Linked DNA regions of Homo sapiens: region 2 is linked to region 1. A link is a contact called in ENCODE Hi-C or POLR2A ChIA-PET data. All regions are on one chromosome and are shown on one strand. Each heading gives the region's core, a stretch centred on a gene start or an enhancer-like site at or near the end of the contact. The rest is flanking DNA. Distances are from core to core; before and after follow the strand shown.

Evidence for each region. Hi-C counts contacts between places; a loop is a spot of excess contacts on that map. ChIA-PET counts read pairs that join two places held with the same protein, here RNA polymerase II (POLR2A). Pooled maps may share reads with other maps.
Region 2: a pooled map shows a loop between it and region 1 (4-fold over the local background). The contact joins the enhancer-like site here to the promoter of ELF1 in region 1. A Hi-C loop is called at or near these places in 4 of 50 pooled maps. POLR2A ChIA-PET finds 5 or more read pairs at or near these places in 2 of 52 experiments (activated B cell and activated CD4-positive, alpha-beta T cell).

The regions. Positions count from the first base shown.
Region 1 is chr13:41,017,049-41,020,926 of GRCh38, reverse strand. It overlaps ELF1 (E74 like ETS transcription factor 1), which reads left to right and starts at 1,611. Exons shown (of 9, transcript NM_172373.4): 1 at 1,611-1,699. RefSeq lists an enhancer at 1,617-1,726.
Region 2 is chr13:42,378,972-42,382,849 of GRCh38, reverse strand. No RefSeq gene overlaps it. Among named protein-coding and RNA genes, the nearest start is that of LINC02341, 44 kb to the left of the region's middle. RefSeq lists a silencer at 1,322-1,391. Within about 2 kb of position 2,014, at least 2 of the 41 ENCODE cell types and tissues checked have a DNase peak (open chromatin) inside an H3K27ac peak, as active enhancers do.

The DNA.
Region 1 (3,878 bases), core at 362-2,861:
ATAATACTGTTGCCCTCTTTTACCTGTTACAGTTTTTATTTCTAATTAGCCAAAAGAAGATAATCAAATTGTTAGGTTTACATTCATGTTATCTAAAATAAATTTCAGATATGGAAAATTACCTGGGGGGAACTTTCCAGGGAACAAGTGAATCTCCCGTGACTGCTCAGCGGACCTTGTTTCTTGGTGCATGGGCTCTGAATAGTCATTTTGTGTAAGTGAACTAAAGTAAGCTAAATATGACATTTGACAGGAGAAAACATGGTCTATATTTCTTTTTAATAAATTTTTAATTAACAGTTTGTAAAACCATGGAGATTATTTTTCAGTAAAAGGATAAACCAAGCAATCTTCAGTGTAAGGAATAAATAGACAGCAGGCAGAAAGTTGGTTCACAATCATTGCTGTTTTGCAGCATTTTGTAAAGTTCCTAAGTCAGTGACAGCTTGTGCTCTCAACTATGCCTCTGGTAAGCCAGAATAAACTCCCAACTAATTAACTAAAGGGAGAAAACCTTGCTAAATCCTATTTACTTTTTGTAAGATACCAGGACGAAGGCTATCTATTGAGTTGCATTTATCATTTCAAGCGCTTTGGAAGTACTTAGTGCTTTCAAGCCATTTTGATTAATTTAAGCTCTTAGAATAAATTAATAAGTATTCACCCAGAGGCCAGAATAAGTAGGTGTAGTAATATTTCAGTGGCTTGGGCACTTTGTCAGATGTATTCTGACTTGGAAGGCAGAGCTTCACTGGCCACAGTTGTCCCCTTAGGTTGGCCTTGCCACAATTGCAGTGGAGCTGTAGCAGGGTGCCTGGCACAAGAGGCTTGAAATACATGTAGAAAATTTTGCTTGAAAGGTAAGTCAAACTGTAGCTATCATTTGGAAGTAGTAGAGTTATGAACTATGATCGTACCAATACTTTTTTAAAAGGGTTTTATCAAGCTTGCAGTTTATTTAAAATCATTTTGCTTTGTTGGACTTTAAATTCCTAACATTGGAGTGTGGGTTTTTAAAAATTCTGTAAACCAGTTTAATTCACACTTATTTTTCCACTGAACTTTGAATTTTCTAGTGGATTTTATCTGTTTAGTGAACTTACAGATCTGCATCTGGCTTTGTAGTTTGCTAGCCTTTCCAGACTACATAGCAATATATCTCTTTCATATGAGGGTTAATGAGTAGCCAGATTACACTCACCAGTCCATTGTTACATTAAGAGCCACAGAGTTTGCTATCTCCCTTCCATCCCCTTTCATACTTTTTTCCTTTCACAGTTTTATTTGATATAGTAAAGCAACTTTTAAAAATTGAGATTTTTATATTTTAAAACAATATATAGTTTTTAATTTTGCTCCCTTGTAGGTTCTTACTCTATTTTATTGTTAGTTTTAAATTATGGCAATTAATATGAGCTTAGTAATGGTCTAATCAAGGTAGATCTTGCTCCTTGCCTCTTCATCCCCACTTTCCTATACCGTTTTTACCTGCAGATTTGCATGTTTGACCTAGCAGAATAATTGGGTCCACAGCAACATGGGCGTGCCTCCCTTAGAAACACTTGGTTTCATGTATGACTCATAAGCTGAAGCACAGACACCACTTCCCCAATCTACAGGAGCCATTTTAACAGCTAAAACTTGTCGGATTGCTTTTTATTTTCAAGCTCAAAAGACGATAGAGAAAGAATACTTGAAGGTAACTTGTTACAATTTTGTATGTTTGCTTCTGGCTTTTTCTTGAGCTGATAAACAGAGGGTGGTTCTTACCTGTTGAAGAACATGGCTGAATGTGTTCTTTAACCCTCTGATAAAATGTGTGTGGTCAGTCACATGCCTGATTGAACTTAATTGCTAGGGGGAAACAAAGCACTGAAATTCTGGAAAGTTTTAGATCTTCTTGCTAAAGCATTTTGTATGTCTTTGTGATTTTTTTTCTATGTAATTTAAGAATAAAAGAGGTTTTTTGTTTGTTTATTTGTTTTTAAGTACCACAAAGCAAACTAAGGTCAAATTTTAATTTAAAAAACCTAATTGTATTTTTTGGGGTAGTTGAAGTTACAGTTAAGTAAACCGTATTATTCCTGTGTGATATAGATGTTAAATATCCAGGGGCAGTGGCTTTGTTTTGGCATTTTAGCTAAGGGTGAAGTTTTGGGACAACTCAGCCATAGGTGTTGCTCATTGACTGTTATTTATTTATTTTTTTCTCCCTCTCTGTTTTTTAAAGTTAATGAAATTATATTAAATGTTTCATTTTGGAAACCCAATGGAAATTTAAATGAATTGTTATTTAGATAATAAGTAAAAATGAATATTAGATTATTTAGATAACAAGTAAAAGTGAATATTAAATAGAGGAAGAAAGACTAGAATGATTCATTTACTATTAGAAAAAAATGAAGTTTTATAATTCACACTGAAAACTTGTTCTGAGTAACAACCTTAGAAGTAAAGCTGTCTTCTAAGGAAACGTAGTTATTTCAATTTTGTGTAAAAAGAAAAAGTGATGAGTATTGGCCTTCCTTTTGTATTACTGTTCTTAAAATTTGCCTGCCTTGAATTAAAAACCTTCTGTAAATGAAAAGATTGCTCAGTCTTTTCCTGAAGTACTTGTCATTGTAGTTATGAGATTTTGGCTGGCAAGTATACATCCTACTGTGCCTTAAAGTTCTAGGTGCTCTGTAAAGATGAGTGCAGTAGTATTTTATTTCTGAAACATATTTATGAAGATAAAATTGGAATATGCAGTGATTCCAAAAAATAAAGTTTTTGGATATAAAACTTGCCAAATCATTTCTTGTTGACCAAAATGATATTTAGCTAGTTCTTTGAGAATTTGCTATGCACTTACTAAGTGCTTGAAGGCCTGTCAGATTAAAGGGAAGAGACAAAGGCAATCAGTTATTATTTCTTACTCTTTTGTAAGGATTGTTGATATTAACAGATCTCAATTTTGCGGTCTTACAAGAAAGACACAGCGGACATTTTACCAATTCAGCTGAGCCATTTGCTATCATCTTTGTTTGCATATTGCTGGTTTAGTCAGCCTTTGAGTAAGCAAAAGCTGTATTTACTTCTAGTCTGGTCTGTGTGAAAAATCTAATGAAGACTTTTCTATTTTTTTTTTTAACTTTTTTAAGGTGGTGATCCATAAGAGAAAAATCAAGAGGCACACAAATAAGCGGCATAATTAAGATCTTATTTATTAAAGAGAAGTAGAGGAATTTGGTTTCTTAAATTTAAGAAGCTGGTACAGTTAAAGTAGTATAGATATTGTTTATGTATTTTCTTACGTGATAGAGACTGAAGTGGAGTTTCAAGGAGAAGGGAGAAGGGGGGGTAAAAAGAAGAGAACCAAGAAAAGACCAGAACAATTTATTAAGTATTTCCCTCTCCACGTTTTTCCTTCCATAAGATTGAATGTAAGTTTGAACTGACCCATCAGAATTAAATTTAGAATTAGTGATTTATAGAACTTTAGTGCTGAAAGTGACTGAAGATTGTCCAACTGCCTCACTTTTATAGATGAAGAAACAGTGGCCCACAGAGGTCCTGTGATTTGCTTGAGGTCATGCAGTACCTAATGGCAGGGCTTCGCAGTCTGGAACTGCTTGTGCCAGTCACAAGTGATGCTTTGTTTGAAATGCTCTATATTTCCTTAAGAGTAAATAAAACCTTAATTAAGATGTTTGGTGATAATCTTGGTGATAAGTTGCAACCAAATGGATCAACCAATGATTTTGAAAATGTAGTTTTCTTTTTCATCAGAAAGATGATGCATTCATTTTATTTCTACAACAACTTTTTGTTTTTCACTGTTAGAATTTTTTTGTTCATGACTGCTTATTTTAAGATGGCTTTAGATGGAAATATGA
Region 2 (3,878 bases), core at 765-3,264, 1.4 Mb before region 1:
TATGGGAGAAATGATCTGATGTGTGGAAGGCAGGCAGTGGATGGGATGTAGATGAAGTAGGACTGGCCATGGCCTGATGGTAGTTAAGGATGAATGATGGGCACACGGGATTTATTATATTCTTCTATGTCTTTTTGGATATGTTCAAAATTCCCCTCCACAATAAAAAGTTTTTAAAATAACATACAAACAAGAAAACAACAAACACTTTGAAAGAACACTCAGAAACAAAAAAGCACAAACATTAGACAAGCTGCATATAAGGGGGGAGAATAACAACAGTGCAGAATGGGGATTAAAAAAATGAATGACTAAGCAAATGAATACACAAACTAAGTGAGGGCGCCAGTGAACTAATGATGACGGTGATTATACACAGAAGAGTATGATTAACTCAACCCGCTACTCACTCAGGTCCAAAAGAAAAAAATTTCTCGGGGCTTTGTTAGAAGCTCCCCAGCCTGCCCCTTGTCTGAAGCCTGATGCTAGGACTGAGTACTTCTCTAAACTTCATCCATTTCCTGGAGGCCACATGCTAATCTAGATGTGCATCACCTGTCCTTCAACGGTCTCCCTTCCTCTCTTAGCTCCGTTCTCTCCCCGCAATACTCCCTGGCCCCCACCCCCCACTGATTTACAATTTTCGTGAAATACAACCTTGTCACTGTTCTGCTCAAGATCCAACAACCGTTTCCCAGTAACCTACAAGATACAACACAGTTAAAATCTGTTTCCCAATATTCAAGACCTTCAACGTCTGGCCTGTCACTCCTTTCCTACTTTCGCCACTTCTCAACATGAACTCATCACCCTACCCAACTCCCAGCACCCCACACTCCTGTTCCCCAGCTCAGCCACAGCCAGCCAACCCAATTACACCCTCCTTAGCACGTGCAGTGGTTCTCCCTTGATTGCTCCTAATCTTGTCTATAACAGGGACACACCCCTCTTAGCTCTGCCCCAAGAGGAGGGGTTGCTAATCTGATTGGGCTGCATCACCAATGCACCAGCGAGTGTGTCCAGGAGTTTGTTCCTTCCAGTGGGTTCGCGGTCTCACTGACTTCAACAATGAAGCCGCGGACCTTTGCAGTGAGTGTTACAGCTCTTAAAAGTGGCAGGGACCCAAAGAGTGAGCAGCAGCAAGATTTATTGTGAAGAGCAAAAGAACAAAGCGTGGAAACGGACCCAAGCAAATTTCTGCTGCTGACTGAGGTGGCCAGCTTTTATTCTCTTATTTGTTCCCGCCCATGTCCTGCTGATTGGTCCATTTTACAGTGTGCTGATTGGTCCATTTTACAGGGTGCTGATTGGTCCATTTTACAAACCTCTAGCTAGCTATAGAGTGCTGAGTGGTGCGTTTTTACAGAGCACTGATTGGTGCATTTTACAAACTTCTAGCTAGCTACAGACCATCCATTGGTGCATTTTTACAGAGCACTGATTGGAGCATTTTACAAACCTCTAGGAAGCTACAGAGTGCTGATTGGTGCATTTTACAATCCTAGCTACAGAGTGCTGAGTGGTGCATTTTACAATCCTCTTGTAAGACAGAAAAGTTCTCCAAGTTCCACTGGACCCAGGAAGTCCTGCTGGCTTCACCTCTCACGAGGGGGCGTGGGCCGCAGCCCCACGCTGGGGTGAGGTTATCTGGCACTGTGGACCTCAGTTGGCTGAGGCCATAAGCAGAATGGAGCTGTTTCCCTAGGGCAGCTGAATCAACTCACTCTCTTTCTAGGGACCTTGTTCATCTCTCATCCCTGAGACAGAATGAGTAAACTGAGGTAGGACTGTCTGGCTCTGAGCTGGCCCAGTCGTCTTGCTCTCTGCCCCCTCCCCTCTGTGCACCCTGCGCTCAAGGGCAGGTGAGTAGGAGGAAGTAGCAGCTTCCCTAAAGCTGTGAGCCAGCTGAGAGCCTCAGCCTCCGCTGAGCAGAGAACCCCCGCCGGTTCTCAGGGCGATTTAAGATGACACGAAGTTTGGTTAAAACCTAAACAGTACTCAAGTGAAAATCGTAAAGAGTGGAAAATGCCCTTAAAAATGTCTTAAACTGTTCCTAGAATACTGCCTGGAATAAAAGGCTATACGTATACAATTCTGTGTCTGTTCTCCCAATTCTTTGTTGGTCATTGTTTCTCTATGACTTTCAATTAATTCTTCAGTTGATTCCTCCACTCTTCCACCAGCCTCGGCCAGGCCTCCTGAACAAAGTGCTTCTCTTCTCTGAGGGAGGCTGGAAAATCATTAAAATCGTTTACAAGAGGGAGGAAGAGAAACCAGGGCTGGCAGTGAGTGGGACAAGGGAACCTCTGGGGTTATGATGAAGTTCTGTTTCTTGACCTTGGCTGTGGTTAATACAGGTGTGCTCACTGTGTCATAATTCATCAAGCTGAACACTGGTGACTGTGCGCTTTTCTGTATGATCATAATACTTCAATTTTTTAAGGTTTATTTTAAACACATAATTCTTCCCCTAAACTTTCTAGCAAGGCTGGACTGTTTGAGGCTTAATGGTCCAGGACCCATGATATCTGCCCTAAGCCCTCTCTGTTTGTTTTCTTTTACCCAGTAGTTGAATTCCAGTAAATTAATTGAGGGTAGGATGAAAGTAAATTATAAAGTAGCTCCATTACTAACTTGCTGTGACTTTTGCAGTTACCATGTTGTACAACAGATCTCTTAAGCATATTCCTTCTTTTAGTTTTAGAAAAATTTAAATATTTTTCTTAGTGTGACAGCTCTTACATAATACTCTAAAATGAATTTCTGTGCTGCTTTTTAACTTTCTACCGTTGGCTACCAAGTTATAACCCGAGAGTACTGTTCTGAGCTACATTGCATCTTCCCCAAATTTATATGTTGAAGTCCTAACCAGCCAGTACCTCAGAATGTGATTGCATTTGGAGATAGGGTATTTAAAAAGGTCATTGCATTAAAACGAGGGCACATAGAGTGGGCCCTAATCCAAAATAACTGGTCTCCTTATAAGAAGAAGAGATAAGGACACAGACAAAGACAGAAGGAAGACCATGTGAAATCACAGAGAGAAGACAGCCACCTACAAGCTAAGGAGGGAGGCCTCAGCAAAAAACAACTCAGCTGACACCTTGATCTTGGACGTACAGCCTCCAGAATTGAAAGAAAATAAATTTCTGTTATTTAAGCCAACTTTATTATGGCAGCCCTAGCAAACCAATATAAGTATCAATCTCCATTGCAAGTGAAGTATTGCTGTAATAAATAACACACAATTTCATTGTGTATGTACCATCTCCAAGTAAACTGGAAACTTTTTGATGTTCGTGAATGTGACTTTTATTCCTTGGACCATCTCATAAAAAAAGCACCATTTATATACATAATAGATGCTCAGTAAATATTTAAAACCCATTTCTTAAACTGCAGGATATATGAAGACCTCTTTGTCTTCCTCTATTTCAGGGTTTCAGCCTTATTGACATTTTGGACTGAATAGTTCTTTGTTGTAGAGGACTGTCCTGCATGTTGTAAGACATTTAGCAGCTTCCTGGGACCTCCCACTAGACACCAGTGGTACAAACCCCCTTCCCATTGTTGTGAAAACCAAAAATGTCTCCAGACATTGTCAAACCTCCCCTGAGATTCAAGCCACTCCTGGTGGAGGACTGATCTATTGTAGCCATTTCTTTTTCTCCTCTTCTTGGATATTCTGTTTCAAGTATTATACAAATCTGGAGATTCCTTAGAGATATGTATTATGAATCCTGAGCATCATCAGGGTAACAAGAAATAAGGCCAAATTTATTGGGGGAGGGTGGCTGGTGCACCTCTGATTATGATTTGGTAGGGCTATTTTGTCAAATCTGGCCTGTAGAAAGAAGTCTCTATAGTAGGACAAGACC